2 separate regions of the Homo sapiens genome follow, and region 2 is linked to region 1. Evidence: chromatin loops called from intact Hi-C (ENCODE). Cell type or tissue: natural killer cell. All regions are shown on one strand. Links, peaks and the distances in the headings refer to the core of each region. The heading gives the core; the rest is flanking DNA.

Region 1 (10,238 bases), core at 1,301-9,300:
GACGCCGGCGAGGAGGGGAGAAAGGCGGCCACTGCAACATCGCCGGTGGGCGTGTGAAAGGCTGCAGCCACTCTGGAGTGTGGTTCAGCAATTTCCTCGTTCAATGAAACACCCGAAGGCCATAGAACCCAGTGATTATGCTCCTGTGTGTTTGACCCACAGAAGTAAATCTTACATCCAAAACGTGTACGTAAATGCCCCGAGCAGCTCTAAAGTAAAAATGCCCAGTGTCCTTCAGCGGGTGAGTGCCGACGTACAAGGCTGTCCACACCCCACAGAACACCAAGGCCTCAGCAGAGAACGGGACGGGCTAATGACGTAACTTGGATGATCTTAAGAGAACTATGCTGAGTGACAAAAGCTACTCTCAAAAGGTTACATACATTATAATTCCATTTATATAAAATCAGAAATAGGCCGGGCACGTTGGATCATGCCCATAATCCCAGCACTTTGGGATGCCGAGGAGGGCAGATCACTTGAGCTCAGGAATTCAAGACCAGCCTGGCCAACAAGACAATATCCCTTGTCTACAAAAATATAAAAATCAGCCGGGCAGGGTGGTGCACATCTGTAAACCCAGCTACTCAGGAGGCAGAGGCAGGAGGATGACTTCAGCCTGGGAGGCAGAGGTTGCAAAGAGCTGTGATCAGGCCACTGCAGTCCAGCCTGGGTGACAGAGTGAGATCCTGTCTTAAAAAAAAAAGAAATGACAAAATTATAAAAATGGAATCTGCAGATGAGAGGCTGGCACAGGTTCAGGTCTGGTTGGTGGCTACACAGGGTGACGTCAGGGACCCTGGTGTGGGGGGTTCCATATCTCGACTGTGCCCTGGTGTGAAGGGGGTTCGGCACCTCGACTGTGTCCTGGTGTGGAGGGGGTTCGGCACCTCGACTGTGCCCTGGTGTGGAGGGGGTTCGGCACCTCGACTGTGCCCTGGTGTGGAGGGGGTTCGGCACCTCGACTGTGCCCTGGTGTGGAGGAGGTTCGGCACCTCGACTGTGTCCTGGTGTGGAGGGGGTTCGGCACCTCGACTGTGTCCTGGTGTGGAGGGGGTTCGGCACCTCGACTGTGTCCTGGTGTGGAGGGGGTTCGGCACCTCGACTGTGTCCTGGTGTGGAGGGGGTTCGGCACCTCGACTGTGTCCTGGTGTGGAGGGGGTTCGGCACCTCATGTGTCCTGGTGTGGAGGGGGTTCGGCATCTCGACTGTAGTGGTGTTTCCACACATCCACACACGGTAAACTGCACAGAACACCCTGCACGTGATGCACGTGCACACAGGTGATGGTGAAACTGAGTAAGCCCCACGGACTTTACCAATGTCAGCATCCTGGGTCTGACATTGTCCTCTAGTTATCAAAGACATCACCACTGAAGGAAGCTTGGTGAAAGGTTTTTTTGCAGTTTCCTGTGACACTGTAATTATTTTTAAGATTTTCTAAAGCTTTGCCATGTACAGAAGAATACTGCAAAAGGTTGAGGTCGGGTCAGGCCGGCCAGCCTGGGAGTGGAGAAGCCCCAGGGCTAGGGCAGTTGTCCGCACCACGAGGTGCCCGCCTTATCTGTCCTAGGAGAGGACGCAACACCCAGCAGCTGTGGGCCCCTGAGGAGCCAGCAGTCCGGCCCACAACGCACCCACCACCCCCTGAGGAGCCAGCAGTCCAGCCCCACAGTGTGCCCACCACCCACTGTGGTCACTGCAGACAGGCCACAGAAAACGCACACAGCACTCATAGTCAGGCTGAGACACTATGACAGAAACAAAGATGGAGACACCCTGGTGGGGGAAAAAGCTAAATCTGAGAGGAAAAAAAAGTCACAAACAGGAGGTGTCAAGTCCAAGAGAACCCCCACTTGAGGAATCAGAATTTACAACAGAGATTATAGAAGAATTATAATCACCGTCTTTTGAAAGATAACGCAAGATAGAATTCAGTATTTTTTAAATTAAAAGAACTAATCAGGCCGGGCGCGGTGGCTCACACCTGTAATCCCAGCACTCTGGGAGGCCGAGGCGCATGGATCACCTGAGGTCAGTTCAAGAACAGCCTGGCCAACATGGTGAAACCTCATCTCTACTAAAAATACAAAAATTAGCCAGGTGTGGTGGTAGGCGCCTGTAGTCCCAGCTACTTGGGAGGCTGAAGCATGAGAATCACTTAAACCTGGGAGGCGGGGGTTATAGTGAGCTGAGATCGCGCCATTTCACTCTAACCTGGGTGACAGAGCAAGACTCCGTCTCAAAAAAAAAAAAAGAAAAAGAAAAAGAAAAAGAGAGAGAACTAATCAGAGATACTGGGCATGAAAAAAATTTATGTCAGAATAAAATATATCAATATATGGGATGAACAGCAAGAAGGGGAAGGGCTGAGGAACCAGTAAGGAAGCTGGAAACAGACAGAGAACTGCCCAGGAGGACAGAAGAGCCGGCCATTTAAGAGGAGCTCCATGGGAAGAAAACAGAAGAAAACTCATACAGAGCATCCTTCTGGAGCTGAAGACACAAATCCTCCAATTGACAGGGCTGTGAAGCCCTAAACAGTGGCTGAGGGGAAAGAGCAAACGATCTACAAACAAATGACAAGAAAGTGCTGTCAGAATGTTCACCAGCAATGTCAGAGAGAGAAAATTCCACGGGAATGTGATCACAAACCTAGAACTTACACCCAAATTCACATCAAACTGAGAGAGCACACTAAAAGCACCATGAACACTTTGAAAACCTGTATCGTGTATGCACCACGTAAGATCTGGTGATCAGTCCAGCACAGCATGTGTGAGAAGCACGCGTGCCCTGTGTGTGAAAATCAGCACGGTGCGCGTGAGGGGCGGGCGCGCCCTGTGTGTGAAAATCAGCACGGTGCGTGTGAGGGGCAGGCGCGCCCTGTGTGTGAAAATCATCACGGTGCGTGAGGGGCGGGCGCGCCCTGTGTGTGAAAATCATCACAGTGCGTGAGGGGTGGGCGCACCCTGCGTGTGAAAATCATGGTGCATGCGAGGGGTGGGCGCGCCCTGTGTGTGAAGCGCTCAGGATTCAAGACTCATTCTGCTCTCAAGGTACGGCTGAGCCCAGCAGCTCAGGGTTGGGAGGGAGACCTCGGCATGTCTCCAGGTGGCCCTTTGCCCCTCACTTCTGTGACATTCTGGCCCTAACCAAGTTCATTTCTATTCACTTCTCAATGAAACAGGGTCAGGGCTGAGTCTTCCCTAGCTGGAGTGAAAGCCCCAATGTCCAAAGCAGAAGAGGCCGTGGCCTCCTTGAAAGGATCTGACACGTTTCTACAGAGAGCAACAGAATCCTGTGAGAAGAGAAAGCACAAGAAGGAAGCGAGGCGTCACCTGGCATCACTCCGCTTTGTCACTCACGCACAAGGCATTAGCAGCATCTCTTTTTTTTTTTTTTTTTTTTTGAGACAGGGTCTCACTCTGGTGCCCAAGCTGGAGTGCAGTGAGGTGATCCGGGCTCACTGCAGTCTCCACCAGGCTCAAGCAATCCTCCCACCTCACACTCCTGAGTAGCTGGGACTACAGGTACGCACCACTATGCCCAGTTAATTTTTGCATTTTTTACAAAATTTTGCATTTGAGTTTCGCCACGCTGCCCAGGCTGGTCTCAAACTCCTAGGCTCAAGCAATCCACCCGCCTCAGCCTCCCAAAGTGCTGCGATAACAGCTGTAAGCCACTGCTCCCGGCCTTCTCCTAGCTCCTCATAGGCCCTGTCGGATAACCACTGACACTTACTGGCTTCTCCTCAATGCACCAAAGTCCATTTGCCGTTATTAAAACAAAAGAGATGGGAAAAAGGAAACAGCAAGAGAAGACACAAAATTACCAGGCCCACGACGGACTTCGGCATGGTCTTGCGTGCCCTGTGGACCTTGACGTCGGCGCCAGGGGCCGGGAGCTTCCTGTCCTCTGTGTCAGCACTCCCCTCCCCAAGGGTGGCTGGTGGGGCGGCTGGCGTCTGGGGAAAAGCGCTTGGAGTCCTGCCTTTGCCAGCCCCTCCAGGAAGGGTTTTTGCAGCATGGCCAGGCAGCGAAGAGGCCAGAGTGCTGGTAGTCCTCAAGGGCTGTGCCTGTAGGGCCGGCTTATTTAAGATGTATCCGTTGCTGCCGATGACAGAAGTCTGCACAAAGTCGTCGGCAGTGACGTGGTTTTGCTTCGCCGCTTCTGAGTCTCTTTCTGAAACCCCATTTTCCGCTATCCGAGTTAGTGTGTTGGTGCCATCCTGGGGGTTGACCCTTGCGCTGTCCTGAGTGTGCTTTGCAGCATTTGCATGACTGCTGGCATCGCTGTTTTCACAAGACCCATTGGTCTCACCGTCCGCAGCCATGTGGGCCTCTCCTGCCTGTTTCTCTGCTGAGCCTTCATCGGCAGCCATAGGTGTCTCTGCCAACAAAGAAACGAGTGTCACTGACTGCAGGCCACGCTCTCCATGGCACCACCACCACCACCACTTCCTCCCCCACCATGACACCACCACAACTTCCTCCCCCACCATGACACCACCACAACTTCCTCCCCCACCATGACACCAACACAACTTCCTCCCCCACCATGACACCAACACAACTTCCTCCCCCACCATGACACCAACACAACTTCCTCCCCCACCATGACACCAACACAACTTCCTCCCCCACCATGACACCACAACTTCCTCCCCCACCATGACACCACCACAACTTCCTCCCCCACCATGACACCACCACAACTTCCTCCCCCACCATGACACCACCACAACTTCCTCCCCCACCATGACACCACCACAACTTCCTCCCCCACCATGACACCAACACAACTTCCTCCCCCACCATGACACCACCACAACTTCCTCCCCCACCATGACACCACCACAACTTCCTCCCCCACCATGACACCAACACAACTTCCTCCCCCACCATGACACCACCACAACTTCCTCCCCCACCACGACACCACAATTTCCTCCCCCCACCATGACACCAACACAATTTCCTCCCCCTATGACACCACCACCAACACAATTTCTTTGGCTGGCTTATATAAAACTGTCTACAGAAAATTATTTTGTTTCATAGCAAACCAGCATTTCAGTTCAAACATATTAAACATAAACATTTCTTAAGCATTAACGTTGAACGTTAGTTGGTTAAGTTTGGGGAATCACTGCTATAATAAAACATGGAGTGTTATTTGGAGATAGAAAACAAGGCTTCAGAAGAGGCTTCACAATAACTAACAGAGAAAATGGGTCAGAAAAAGGGCTTATACTTGGAGCACATCCGTGGTCTGCTCTCCACTCCCTACAGAGGCTCACTCTCCGATGACAACCCCAGGAAATCATATCCAGGGCAGTCAAGGAGACACTATTTTACATCACGAGATTGACACACACACTCAGCTCAGGACAGGCTGAGGCAGGAAGCCTGCGATGGCATCGCTAGGTGCACACGGAGCTCAGTCAAGCCTGAGATGCCACCGCCCAGTGCCCTCCTTCCTGGCTCTGTTCTTCCTGGTGCTTATCACCTCGAGCACAACAGACCTGATCATCTGTCATGCTGGCCGTCTGTCCTTCCACCCGAGGACGTTAAGTCCTATGAGCGCAAATGCCCTGTCTGTTTACCAGTGTACCCTGAGCACATGAACGAGGCCTGGCATCTAATGTGTGTGTTCTGAATAAACAACTATGTTTTAAAAACCCTTAACAAAACAGAGTAAGTGGAAACTTCCTCATACCAAATCCTGCAGCAGATGTATATGTAAATGCTAAATTAATTGCATATAAGATCTATTAACACTACCAGTGTCTGACATAAAAAGGCAGTGCAGGTGACACCAAAGGGAAAGAACAATGTGAGGGTCAAACTGTTCCCACCTGCATCTGACACAATCATTTACTTAAAAACAGACTCAATTAGCAACTAAAACACAAGAGTACAACCAGACTGCTGAATTTGAAATCATGTTACAAAATCAAAGACATTTATTTATATCAACATTACCTAGAAAATGTAAGAAAAAAAAGTATCATTCACAGAAGTAGGGAAAACTACAAAGGGTATTAGGAAATTTGCCAAGATTACTCAAAGCCAATGTGTTGAAAAAAAAGTTAAATAGAAGGCATTTCATGCTCCTAAATGGATGACATTACAAAGCTGTCAAGTCCCCTCAAATTGAATCTATAAGCTGGGTGTGGTGGCTCATGCCTGTAATCCCAGCACTTTGGGAGGCCAAGGAGGCATGATCGCTTGAACCCAGGAGTTCACGACCCACCTGGGCAACATAGTGAGACTCTGTACCAAAAATTAAAAAATTAGCCGGGCATGGAGGTGCACACTTGTAGTCCCAGATACTCAGGAGGCTGTGGCAGGAGGGTCGCTTGAGCCCAGGAGGTCAAGGCTTCAGTGAGCTATGATTGCACCACTGCACTCCAGCCTGGGTGACAGGTCTCATTAAAAAAAAAAAAAAAAAAAAAAATGAGCAAACTGAATCCAGCTCCGCACCCCCCAACAACAAAACAAAATTGGTGAGGAGGATTAAACCATGAACAAGTGGAATTTAACCCCAGAAATGCAAGGTTGGCTTAATAGCTAAAAATGAATTAATATGCCAAATATCAATAGAACAAAATAAAGGACAAAACCACACAAGCATCTCATTAGACAGGAAAAAATGAACACCCCTTCATGGTCAAAACACTTAGCAAATGGTTTGCTAAGAAAAGAAAACTTCCTCAATCTAACATAGGGCATCTATGAAAAACTACAGCTAACATCACACTTAAAGGTGAAACCCGGGAAGCTCTCTCCCTAAGATCAGAAACCAGACAAGGATGTCCAGTCTTGCCACTTCTATTCAACCCTGTACTAGAGATTCGAAGTAGGGCCATAAGGAAGAAACAGAAATAAAAAGAATGCAGATTGGAATGGAAGAAACCAAATGAGCCCTAAAGATGACACAAGCTTTTATGCAGAAATTCCCAAGGAAGTTTAAATCATTAGAACTAATAAACGAGTTTAGCAAGGTTATAGGATATAAGATAAATATGCAAAAATCAATTTTTTTTAACTTTTTTTATTTTTTGAGATGGAGTCTCGCTGTGTCACCCAGGCTGGAGTGCAATGGCATGATCTCTGCCCACTGCAAGCTCTGCCTCCCGGGTTCAAGTGATTCTCCTGCCTCAGCCTCATGAGTAGCTGGGATTATAGGTGCGAGCCACCACATCCCGCTAATTTTTGTATTTTTAGTAGAGATGGGGTTTCACCACGTTGGCCAGGCTGCTCTTGAACTCCTGACCTCAAGTGATCTGCCCACCTTGGCCTCCCAAAGTGCTGGGATTACAGGCATGAGCCAGTGTGCCCAGCCAATCACTTGTATTTCTATACAGTATCAATGATCAAAATGAAAAAGAATTTTTAAAACAATTCTATTTAAAATAGCATCAAAAAATATAATACTTAGGGGCCAGGCACAGTGGTTCACGCCTGTAATCCCAGCACTTTGGGAGGCCAAGGCGGGTGGATCATGAGGTCAGGAGATGGAGACCATCCTGGCTAAGATGGTGAAACCCCGTCTCTACTAAAAATACAAAAAAAATTAGCCGGGCATGGTGGCAGGTGCCTGTATTCCCAGCTACTCGTGAGGCTGAGGCAGAAGAATGGCGTGAACCCGGGAAGCGGAGCTTGCAGTGAGCCGAGATCGTGCCACTGCACTCCAGCCCGGGTGACAGAGCAAGACTCCATCTCAAAAAAAAAAAAAAAAAAAAAAAATTAGCATGGTGTGGTGGCTCACACCTGTGGTCCCAGCTACTTGGGAGGCTGAGGTGGTAGGATTGCCTGAGCCCAGGGAGATGGAGGCTAGAGTAAGCCATGATCACACTCCAGCCTGGATTACAGAGGGAGACCCTGTCTAAAGAAAAGAAAATCTTACAATAAACCCTCACATTTAAAGCCAACTGATTTTCAACGAGGGTGCAAGAACAATTCAATGAGGGAAGAAAGGTCTTTTTCATAAATGTTGCTGGGACAACTGATTATCAACTTGCAAAATAATAAACTGGGACCCCTACTTCAAACCATATACAAAAATTAACTCAAAATTGATCGAAAACCTAAATAAAAGAGATAAAACTATAAAACTCCAAGAAAAAATAAATGTAAATGTTTGTGACCTTCTATTAAGTAATGGTAAGTTCTTAGGTTTTAGACCAAAAGCACCAGCAACTAAAAGGAGGAAAAAAACAGGTAAGTCGGACTTCATCAAAATTGAAAACATTTATACTTCAAAGGACACCATCAAGAAAGGGGAAAGACAAGCCACAGACCGGAAGAAAATATTTGCAAATCCCATGGCTGATAAGGGACTTCTGCTTATATAAAGAACACTGAAAACTCAACAATAAAAATCAATCCAATTTGAAATCACAGGAGAAGAGATATTTCTCCAAAGAAGCTCTAAAGATGGCCAGTAAGCACACGAAATGATGCTCAACATCACTGGCCGTCAGGAAAATGCAAACCAAAACCACAATGAGATGCCACTTCCCACCCGCCAGGACAGCCACAGACACTAAGAAATGGTGGCGAGGACGTGGAGAACCTGGAGCCCTCTGCAACTGCTGCAGGGAAAGCAAGATGGGGCAGCCACCGTGGGGGTCCAGCAGTTCCCCCAGGGTGGAGAGGCCGTGGCTCAGCGGCAGTGTGTAAGGGAACAGGGCACAGGCAAAGCCTAAAGCGTAATGGAATAACCTGGGGCTTGTGGCATCTGGTGTCACGTAGGAAACAAGTTCCACTAGGAAGGTCAAAGGAGGGGTGACCAGGGAGAGAAGGGGGAAGAGCCGGAGGGCACTGGAGCCAACAGAAGAAACAGTTCAAAGACACAGAAAGGACGGCAACAGGAAGGGGCCAAAGTACAGGAAGAAAACACCCAGTCAGGCTGCAGGAGGTGGATGGCGCAGGAGGTGGGGGCAACCCTGGAGGGCCGGCTAGGGGTAGCGGCAGAGGCGGGCAGCGGTCACCACAGTGCACAGCCAGTGGGTGGACGAGAACCCACAGGCACAGCGAGGCCATCTAGGGTGAAAGGAGAACACGGCAGGGGCCACAGCCCACAGTCCATGAGGAGCCAGGCCTTGCGCGCTGTCTGGAGAGGAGCAGGCTCCAGCTGGGAGAGCCTTAGGCAAGTCCAGTGTCTGAGCTGCTCCCACGGCCGCCACCCTTATGGGTCCAGCCAGAACACCACTCTCCCTTCACTGTGGAGCACAGCACAGCTCGTCTGGCGCCACCTGCCCTCATTTCCTGGGGGCGCTCTTGGTGGTGCAGGCTCTCCAAGAACATCCGAACCCTATGTGTGCGCCACGCCTTACAGAGGGGTGCAGCCCCGCCGACTCCCCTCGCCCCAACTCCCCTCACCCTGCCTCTCTGCAGACACTTGCTTCCACACCACTCCCTCCACCTCCTGGTAACCACTGCTGTTCTCCAAGTGTCTGCCATAAAATTGGAGTCATGCAGCTTGTGGCCCTTTGGGTCTGGCCTCCTTCACTTAACAAACCGTACAAAAGCTTCATCCATGGCGCGGCGTCAGTCATGCTGTGTGCTCTTCTGGGCTGCTGACCGCTGTCCCACTGTGTGGATGTACCACGATCTGTTTATCCAGTTCCTTATCAACTGAGGACACCGGAGTGTCTCCGGTTTTCGGCGACGTGACAATGCTGCTATAAACATTTGTGTGGCCACTCACTTTTAATTTTCTGGGTGTACTTTAAGACAAGGATATACAGGATTTTTGCTTTTCATACTTTGACAAATGTGTTCCTTCTCTGGCAGAGCTTTTGTGTTTGTCTGTGCAACTGTGCTATTTAGGAATGGGATAGATTAGAAACTATACCATAAACCTAGGTGAAGCAAAGAAAGTCAGAAGACGGGGACTAATAAGAGAGGAAGAGCAGCAGGTTTTCTAGTCTGGAGGGAGGCGCTGCTCCTGTCCCTCGGTGCACACCGCCCTCACCTTCTCCCAGCAGCTCGGTTTTCACACAGCAATCCTGCTGAGGCTCCCCCCTCGCCGGAACTGCCTGTTAGAGAGAAACAACAGCCGTCAGCCGGGTTCAGTGGGAGGCCGCTTTTCCAAATGGACATCATTTGGAAAAAGTCAAAAAATCGTAGTTACAACATTCACCATGAGCTGCTGGACAGTCAGATTTACTCCTGCCAGCTGGTTACAGTCGCCTCCAGCAGAAGAACTGGCATTCAGAACACAGT
Region 2 (10,238 bases), core at 894-8,893, 76 kb after region 1:
GAGGGAGACTGTCTCTTAAAAAAAATAATAATAAATAAATAAATAAATAGAGCCCTAACCTCAAAGAGTTTACAATCTAGCAATTGAGACAACCAAAAGACCAATAATTAAAACACAAAATAAATGTTACATCAAAAGACAAGGTGCTTTGGAAACAATGACTAGATCTCAATCAGGGGCCAGCAAACTACAGACTGCCACCTGTTTCTGTACAAACTGAAAGCTAAGCATGATTTTTAGACTTTTAGATACATAACTCATAAAAAGTATGTGAATGTTTTTGGCCGGGCCCGGTGGCTCACGCCTGTAATCCCAGCACTTTGGGAGGCCGAGGCGGGTGGATCACGAGGTCAGGAGTTCAAGACCAGCCTGGCCAATATGGCGAAACCCCGTCTCTATTAAAAATACAAAAATTAGCTGGGCGTGGTGGCATGTGCCTGTAATCCTCCCAGCTGCTCGGGAGGCTGAGGAAGGAGAATTGCTTGAACCCGGGAGGCAGAGGTTGCAGTGAGCCAAAATTACGCCACTGCACTCCAGCCTGGGCAACCAAATGAGACTCCATCTCAAAAAAAAAAAAAAGTATGTGACTGTTTCAAGAGTGATATGAAACTCAAATTCCAGTTTCCAAACACTTCCAGTTTTACCAGCACACAACCACCCCCACTTGTTTACGTATTGCCCGTGGCTGCTTTCCTGCCATAAGAAAGCTGAGCAGCTTCCCAGAGACCACGTATGGGCCTCTTGGTGGGCCATAGTGCTGCTCCGCAATGCACGGCGGGATCAGCCGTGCCGAGTGCCACCTGGTCACCGTACTGCTACTGCCACTTACCAAGACAGCTCACACCCATCGTCAAAACAAGAAGGGAGGAGCGGCCCTCAAGTGCTGTCCCTTTAATCCACACTGCAACTGCAATTGTATGGCAAAGCTCTGTTTACCACGCAATGACACGTCAGACAGGGGTGAGAAGACAACGCATGCTGCAGATGAAGTACTCATCACAAAGTTCCCAAATCCCTGGAAGGCAGCAGTCAAGTCAAAAAAATTAAGAAGCTCAACAAATCCAAATGAGAAAAACGCAAAGAGTTCCACACCTACACACATCACCATCAGGCTGAAACCACAGACAGAGACTCTCAAAAGCAGCGACAGAGGAGCAACGTGTCATGAACGAGGGTCCTGAGAGATGAGCAATGGTTCCTCATCAGAAACCATGGAGTGCAGCCAGACAATACCCTCAGAGTACTAAAAAACCTTTATACGGCCGGGCGCGGTGGCTCACGCCTGTAATCCCAGCACTTTGGGAGGCCAAGGTGGGCAGATCACGAGGTCAGGAGATCCAGACCATCTTGGCTAACACGGTGAAACCCCGTCTCTACTAAAAATACAAAAAATTAGCCAGGCGTGATGGCAGGTGCCTGTAGTCCTGTAGTCCCAGCTACTCGGAAGGCTGAGGCAGGAGGATGGCGTGAACCTGGGAGGCAGAGCTTGCAGTGAGCCGAGATGGCACCACTGCACTCCAGCCTGGGCGAGAGGGTGAGACTCTGTCTAAAAAAAAAAAAAAAAAAAAAACCTTTATACACAAAACTACCTTCATAAAGGAAAAATAAAACATTCCAAGATAAACAAAAGTAGAGAGTTCATCACTGAAAGACCTAAGAGTCCTTCAGGATAAATGAAAGGACACTAGACAGTAACTCAAGCCCACATGAATAGAGAGCACCAAGGCCAGGCACGGTGGCTCATGCCTGCAACCGCAACACCTTGGAAGACTCAAGTAGGAGGGATCTTCTAAGACCAGGAGTTGGAGACCAGCCTGGGCAACACAGTGAGACCCCATCTCTACAAAAAAAAAATTAAAAATCAGCAGGGAATAGTGGCACGCACCCATAGTCCCAACTACTCGGGAGGCTGAGGCAGGAGGATCTCTTTAGCCCAGGAGGTCAAGGCTGCAGTGCTATGATTGTGCCACTGTACTCCCACCTGGGTGACAGAGCGAGACCCTGTCAAGAGGGGAGGGGAGGGGAATGCAATCAAGAGCGCCAGTAAAAGCAGCTACACAGGTAAAGTATAAAAGCAGCTACATAAGACAGTATAAATGTATTTGTTAATTTATAATTTGTTTTTTCTCCTATATGATTTGAAAGACAATTGCGTAAAGCAGCAACTATAAATCTGCGTAGATGGGCACACAGTGTAATGTAATTTGTATGACAATAACAGTACAAGAAGGGCAAAAGAAATTAAGCTATGCCCAAATAAATATTTCATATAGTATTGTAATATAGTATTAATACAAACTACATTATCAAAAATTAATATACTAAATTGTAATCCCCAGGACAACCAAGAAAACAAATAAAAAATACAGTCAAATAAACAGCAAGGGAATTAAAATGGTATACACTAGAAAATATCTAACACAAAAGAAGAAAGCAATGAGTCAGGCGTTGTGGTACGCCTGCAGTCCCAGCTACTCAGGAGGCTGAGGTGGGAGGATCCTGTGAGCCCGGGAGTTCAAGGCCACGGTGCACTATGATCATGCCTATGAATACTCACTGCGCTCCAGCCTGGGCAACATAGTGAAACTCCATCTCCATGAAGAACAAAAACTAACTGAGGCAGAAAGTAACAAAAAAGACAGAAGACGCAGAAAGCAAATACAAAATCGACAAGTATAAACCCTACCTTTCAGTAATTACATTAGATGAAACGCATTACCTGTCCCACATGAAAAGTAGAGACTGGGGGAATAGATTAAAAAATTTGGGGCCGGGCGCAGTGGCTCACACCTGTAATCCCAGCACTTTGGGAGGCCGAGGCGGGTGGATCACCTGAGGTCAGGAGTTCAGGACCAGCTTGGCCAACTTGACGAAACTCCGTCTCTACTAAAAATACAAAAATTAGCCAGGCATGGTGGTGGGTGCCTGTAGTCCCAGCTACTCAGGAGGCTGAGGCAGGAGAACAGCTTGAACCATGGAGTTGGAGGGCATGGGGGCAGAGGTTGCCATGAGCCAAGGTCATGCCACTGTACTCCAGCCTGGGTGACAGAGCGAGACTCCATGTCAAAAAAAAAAAAAATGTGATCTTAGTCCTATGAGCTTCTTCCTGATGAGCAAGGAGGCCCTTGGGTCCAGACTCTCCTCCCGGAATGACCCCCAAACACCCGTCTCTGCCCCTGCCTGAAAGGAAGACATGGCGCCAGCCCCTGACAGAGGCCAGAGGAAGAGAGGAACAGAACAAGCGGCAACCAAGCCCACGAGGAAGCACAGCACAAAACAGGCTTCAGAAACAGGCTTAGCAAGTGAGCGGCAAGCGGACTGGGAGAGCGAACATAGACAAATTCGGCCAACCACGTTCTTCAGGGCAGATGAGAATTGATTCCCAAAATCCCCAATTTCTGGGTAATAACATTTGTCAGCCATCCACAAGCGTCTGCACTGCTTGGGAGGAGGATGAAGAGGCACTGCATTGTTTGACCAGTGCTGAAGTGACAGAATTTGAAGATATTAAATCAGGTTACAGAATAGGTTTTTATTTTGACGAAAATCCTTACTTCAAAAATAAAGCTCTCTCAAAGAATTTCATCTGAATGAGAGTCATGATCCATCTTCAAAGTCCACGGAAATCAAATGGAAATCTGGAAAGGAAACTCTTCAAGTCAAATGCAGAATAAAGCCAGTAGGAAGAGGCATCCTGAGGAACCAGACAGGTTCTTCACCTGGTTTACTGGCCATTCTGACGCAGGTGCAGATGAGTTAGGAGAGGTCAGCAAAGACCATACTTGGCCAAATTCATCACAGTGCTCCTTGGTTCCCAATATGGATGATAAAGAAGGAGAAGACGAAGATGATGAGGAGGAGGAACTGGAAGACACTGATGAGGAACGGGATAAGGAGAAGATAACTAATAGAACACACATGGATTAGAACCTTCCTTTTTTAAAGCTGTCTCCAGTTCCCGGGAGCAAGGTGCAGTCTTGCTTTTTCCCTCTTGTGCTCACCCAGTTCTTGAGGTCTCTTTTGTCTACACCGTGGATCTCAACTTATCTGGGGGGGAAATACCTTGAGGAGAATAAAATGTGAAAAGAATCTCTACCTCTTTCTGTTTCAAACTCATTTTTATCCCTTCCTATCTCAACAAACTTGTATGGAATCAACATCACCATGTTCTATGGAAAAAAGAACAACTTTCTGCCCCCTTTGCACTGTTGGAAGCTAAAGGGCGCCAGGCCCCTATAATGCAGAGAATTCTAGCATTTTTTCCTTCTCTGCATATTGGGCTCAGAGAAAACATGTATCTACTTGCTCTTGATTAAAAAAAGAAAATTTCAGACCAGGCACAGGGGTGCACACCTGTAATCCTAGCACTTTGGGAGACCAAGATGGGAGGATCACTTGAGGCCAGGAGTTCAAAACCAGCCTGAGCAACATAGGAAGACCCCATCTTTACAAAAAATTTAAAAATTAGCTGGACATAGTGGCAGATGCCAGTGGTCCCAGCTGATCAGGAAGCCAAGGTGGGAGGACTGCTTGAGCCCAGGGTCAAGGCTGCAGTGAGCTATGATCACGCCACTGCACTCCAGCCAGGGTAACAGCAAGACCAGGTCTCTAAAACACACAAAAATAAAACAAAACAAAAATTAAAATTAAAAGCTTTAAAAAATAAGGTTACAGGCCAGGCACGGTGGCTCACACCCGTAATCCCAGCACTTTGGGAGGCCGAGGCAGGCGGATCACCTGAGTTCAGGAGTTCAAGAACAGCCTGGCCAACACAGCGAAACCCCATCTCTACTAAAAATATAAAACTTAGCCGGGCACAGTGGCACATGCCTGTAATCCTAGCTACTCGGGAGGCAGAGGCAGGACAATCACTCGAACCCGGGAGGCAGAGGTTACGGTGAGCCAAGATCGCGCCATTGCACTCCAGCCTGGGCAACAAGAGCGAGACTCCGTCTCTAAATAAATAAGGTTACAGAAGGCCAGCAAAGGGTGGGTCTCAAATGTCTGGTGGGTTGAGTGGGCATTCTGATATCACAGCTCCTCCTCTGGCTGATTAATGGGGAGGTACAACAGACATCCTTGCAGTCTAAGGTGACACTTTAAAAATAAAATCTCTTCTATCAGGTAAGAAAAATACATATATATGATTCAACTGCTGAATCTACAAGATCCGATCTCAGATGGAAAGGACTGTAAGAGACATCCCTTCGATTGAAGATACAAAGAGATTAAAAGGCCAGAAAAAGATATAGTATGCAAAAATAAACCATAAAAAAACTGAAGTGGCTATACTGACATCAGACAAAATAGACTTTAAAACAAAAACATTTATAGAGACAAAGAGGGACATTTCATAATGAGAGAAGTGTCAAAACACCCAGGCAGATGTAACAACTATAAACACACGCAAGATAACATAGTCTCAAAACACGAGGCAAAAACCAACAGAACTGAAAGTGAAAATGTAAAATTCGACAGTACTGTAGATCTCATACTCTACTCTCAATAACTAATAGAACTAGAAAGAAAATGAGAAAGAATAAGGAAGACTTAATACTATCAACCAATTCAATCTGACATATAGGGAACATTCCACCTAATAAATTCATAATGCACATTATTTTCAAGCACTGATGAAACATTCCCCAGGACAGAATATAATACGGGATTTTTTTTTTAATCTAACAAATTAAACACACTGAAACTATACAAAGTATAATTCTGACCATACAGGAATTACATTAGAAATCAACAAAACAAAGAAATCCAGGAAATACCTAAATATTTAGAAATTAAATGACACACTTCTAAAGTCACAAGGGAAAATAGAAAATATTCTGAACTGAATAAAAATGAAAATACAACATATCAACATTTATAGGAAGCAGCCTGTTTTTTCCTAGGACACATGTAACAATAGAAATGTATGGTCTCGAAGTTCTGAAGGCTGGAAGTCCACAATGAAGGTGTCAGTAGGCCTTGTGGTCTGTAATGGCTTTGGAGTGCCATCCCCTGCCTCGGCCAGGCTCTGGGGTCTGCTGGCCGTCCCTGACACTCCTTGGCTTATGGAAGCATCACCCCAGTCATGCGCCACTTCTCCCTGTGTGTCCGCATGCTGTCTTCCTTCTGTGCATGTCTGTGTTCACAAGGCATCCTTTTTTTTTTATGAGGACACGTAAGTCATACTGGATTAGAGGCCTACCCTACTCAACTATGATTTCATCTTAACTAATCTGCAATGACCCTATTTCCAAATAAGGTCAAATTCTGAAGTATGGGGTTTAGGACTTCAACATATTTTTTAGGGGAATGCAATTTATTCTATAACATAGCTAAAAGCATTAAGAAACTAGTAAAAAACTAGGCCGGGTGCAGTGGCTCATGCCTGCAATCCCAACACTTTGGGAGGCCAAGGCGGGTGGATCATTTGAAGTCAGGAGTTTGAGACCACCTCGGCCAACATGGTGAGACATCATCTCTACTAAAAATACAAAAATTAGCCGGGCGTGGTGGCGGGTGCCTGTAATCTCAGCTACTTGGGAGGCTGAGGTGGGTGGATCACCTGAGGTCAGGAGCGCGAGACCAGCACAGCCAACATGGTGAAACTCCGTCTCCTAAAAATGCAAAAAATTAGCTGGGCATGGTGGCGCACGCCTATATTCCCAACTATTCAGGAGGCAGAGGCAGGAGAATTGCTTGAACCCAGGAGGCGGAGCTTGCAGTGAGCCGAGATCGCACCACTGCACTCCAGCCTGGGCAAAAGGGCGAGACTCCATCTTAAAAAAAAAAAAAAGTTGCTTCTCTGAAAAATTCAACATAATTCACAAAACTTTAGCTAGAATGACCAAGAAAAAGAGAAAAATGACCCCACTTACCAAAATTTATTAGCGTCAAAGGGGAACACAAGCCCTGACAGAAATAAAAATGGTCACAGGGAACATACGAGCAACTGCATACCGGAAACTAGATAACCTGGATGCCATGAACAAATTCTCAGAAAGACCCACAACAACAAAGATAACTCAGGAATAAACAGAAAACCTACACACCTAGAACAAATAAGGAAATTAATAATTTTTAAAGCTTCCAACAAAGAAAAGCCAAGATCCAGATGGCTTCGCAGGTGAATTATACCAAACATTTAAAGGCGTGATAACCAGTGCTTCACAAACTCTTCCCAAAAACGGAAGAGGGAAATACACTTCCCAACTCATTCTACGAAGCCAGTATTACCTTTGCACCAAATACACAAAGATAACACACAGAAAACGACAGGCACTTGCCTGTAGTCCCAGCTACTCAGGAGGCTGAAGTAGGAGGATCACTTGAGCTCAGGAGTTCAAGACTGAAGTGAGCCATGATGGCACCACTGCACTCCAGCAGGGCCACAGAGCAAGACCACCTATCTAAAATAAAATTAAAAAATTTTTTTAGGCCAGGTGCAGTGGCTCACACCTGTAATCCCAGCATTTTGGGAGGCCAAGGCAGGCGGATCACCTGAGGTCAGGAGTTCAAGACGAGCCTGGCCAACATGGCAAAATCCCATCTCTACTAAAAATACAAAATTAGCCTGGCATGGTGGAGCATGCCTGTAATCCCAGCTACTCGGGAGGCTGAGGCAGGAGATTCACTTGAACCCAGGAGGCGGAGGCTGTGGTGAGCCAAGATTGCACCACTGCACTCCAGCCTGGGCAACAACAGTAAAACTCTGGGCTTGGTGCGGTGGCTCACGCCTGTAATCCCAGCACTTTGGGAGGTGGAGACGGGCAGATCACGAGGTCAGGAGATCGAGACCATCCTGACTAACACAGTGAAATCCCATCTCTACTAAAAATACAAAAAAATAGCCAGGCGTGGTAGCAGGTGCCTGTAGTCCCAGCCACTCAGGAGGCTGAGGCGGGAGAATGGCGTGAACCCAGGAGGCAGAGCTTGCAGTGAGCTGACATCGCGCCACTGCACTCCAGCCTGGGCGACAGAGCGAAACTCTGTCTCAAAAAAAAAAAAAAAAAAAGAGTGAAACTGTCTCAAAAAAAAATAATAAATTTTTTTTAAAAAGAGGTACCTACAGACCAACATAATACCACTTATGAACAAAGATGCAACAATCCCCAACAAAATACTAGCAAATCAAACTCAACAAGATTTAAAAAGGATTAGATAACATACCCAAATGGATTTAGGGCAGAAACGCAGGGCTGGTTGAGCATATGAAAATCTATGTAAGACACCATATCAATAAAGGAAAAAAACTACATAATCATGTCAACAGATAGAGACAAACATTTGACAAAATCCAAAACCCCTTTATAATGAAAACACTCAACAAGCTAGAAATAAAAGGGAATTCCTCAATCTAGTAAAGGGCATCTATGGAAAAACTCATAGCTAATATCATACCTAATGGTGAAAAACTAAAAGCTTTCCTCTAAAAACAGGAATGAAGATGGGAATGTCAGCTTTCACCACTTCTATTCAACATTTTACTAGCCAGGGCAATTAGGGAAGGACAAAAAAGTGTCCAGATTTAAAAGGAAGAACTACAACTCTATTCCCAAATGACATAATCCTATATATAGAAAATCCCAAGGAATCCACACCAAAAAAAATTCAGCAAAGTTGCAGGATACAAGATCCAATATATAAAAATCAATTTTATGTCTATACAATTGCAATCTAAAAATGAAATGTGGCTGGGCATGGTGGCTCACGCCTATAATCCCAGCACTCTGGGAGCTGGAGGTGGGTGGATCCTGAGGTCAGGAGTTCAAGATCAGCCTGGCCAAAATGGTGAAACCCCATCTCTACTAAAAATACAAAAATTAGCAAGGCGTGGTGGCATGCACCTGTAATCCCAACTACTCAGGAGGCTGAGGCAGGAGAACTGCTTGAACCCAGGAGGCGGAGGTTGCAGTGAACCGAGATCGTACCACTGCACTCTAGCCTGGGCGACAGAGCAAGACTCCCCATCTCAAAAAAAAAAAATTTTTTTTAATTCTATTTATAAAAGCATCAAAAAGAATAAAATACTTGTAAGAAATAACTACAAAACTTATACATTAAAATATTGTTTTTTGTTTTGTTTTGTTTTTTGAGACAGTCTCGCTCTGTCGCCCAGGCTGGAGAGCAGTGGCACCATCTCAGCTCACTGCAAGCTCCGCCTCCCAGGTTCATGCCATTCTCCTGCCTCAGCCTCCCGAGTAGCTGGAACTACAGGCGCCCGCCACCACGTCCCACTAATTTTTTGTATTTTTAGTAGAGACGGGGTTTCACCATGTTAGCCAGGATGGTCTCGATCTCCTGACCTCGTGATCCACCCACCTCGGCCTCCCAAAGTGCTGGGATTACAGGCGTGAGCCACCGCGCCCAGCTCTGAAAATGTTAAAGAAAACTGAAGGCCGAGCGCAGTGGTTCATGCCTGTAATCCCAACACTTTGGGAGGCCAAGGAGGGCGAATCACGAGGTCAGAAGTTCAAGACCAGCCTGTCCAACATGGTGAAACTCCGTCTCTACCAAAAATACATTAAAAAAAAAAAATTAGCTGGGCGTGGCGATGGGTGCCTGTAATCCTAGCTAGTCGAGAGGCTTAGGCAGGAGAATGGCTTGAATTCAGGAGGCGGAGGTTGCAGTGACCCGAGATCACGCCACTGCACTCCAGCCCAGGTGACAGTGCAAGACTCTGTCTCAAAATAAATAAATAAAATAAAATAAAATAGAAGACCTAAATAAATGGACAAGCATCCGGTGTTCCCCAATTGGAAGACTTGCTATTAAGATGGCGATATCCTAAACTGATCTACATATTCAACACAATCCCTTTCAAGATCCTGAAAGGCTTTTTTGCAGATATTGACAACAAGATCCTAAAACTCATACGAAAATCCAAGTGACAGCCGGGCGCAGTGGCTCACACCTGTAATCCCAGCACTTTGGGAGGCCGAGGCCGGCGGATCACGAGGTCAGGAGATCGAGACCATCCTGGCTAATATGGTGAAACCCCATCTCTACTAAAAATACAAAAAAAAAAAAAAAAAAAAAAAAATTAGCTGGGCATGGTGGGGGCGCCTGTAGTCCCAGCTACTCGGGAAGCTGAGGCAGGAGAATGGCGTGAACCTGGAAGGCAGAGGTTGCAGTGAGCTGAGATCGCACCACGGCACTCCAGCCTGGGCGATAGAGAGAGACTCTGTCAAAAAAAAAAAAAAAGAAAGAAGAAAGAAAGAAAAGAAAGAAAAAGCAAGCAA

Evidence for each region. A loop is a pair of places that touch in the nucleus more often than their neighbours do. Peaks named below come from ENCODE experiments on the same cell type or tissue, not always from the same donor. Only the 100,000 strongest peaks of a DNase experiment are listed, where the experiment ranks them.
Region 2: a loop joins it to region 1, with 1.9 times the contacts of the local background. A loop is called at or near these places in 3 of 110 quality-filtered maps.

The regions. Positions count from the first base shown.
Region 1 is chr9:137,710,780-137,721,017 of GRCh38, reverse strand. It overlaps EHMT1 (euchromatic histone lysine methyltransferase 1), which reads right to left. Exons shown (of 27, transcript NM_024757.5): 2 at 9,988-10,051; 3 at 3,836-4,392. Among named protein-coding and RNA genes, the nearest start is that of EHMT1, 97 kb to the right of the region's middle. RefSeq lists a silencer at 5,340-5,399. In natural killer cell, for the core only: no CTCF peak of the experiment used is centred there; DNase peaks (open chromatin) are centred at 4,385 and 4,968; H3K27ac peaks cover 1,309 bases.
Region 2 is chr9:137,634,670-137,644,907 of GRCh38, reverse strand. All of the region lies in intron 1 of EHMT1 (euchromatic histone lysine methyltransferase 1), which reads right to left. It also overlaps the pseudogene SETP5. Among named protein-coding and RNA genes, the nearest start is that of EHMT1, 21 kb to the right of the region's middle. In natural killer cell, for the core only: no CTCF peak of the experiment used is centred there; a DNase peak (open chromatin) is centred at 5,437; H3K4me3 peaks cover 896 bases; H3K27ac peaks cover 2,320 bases.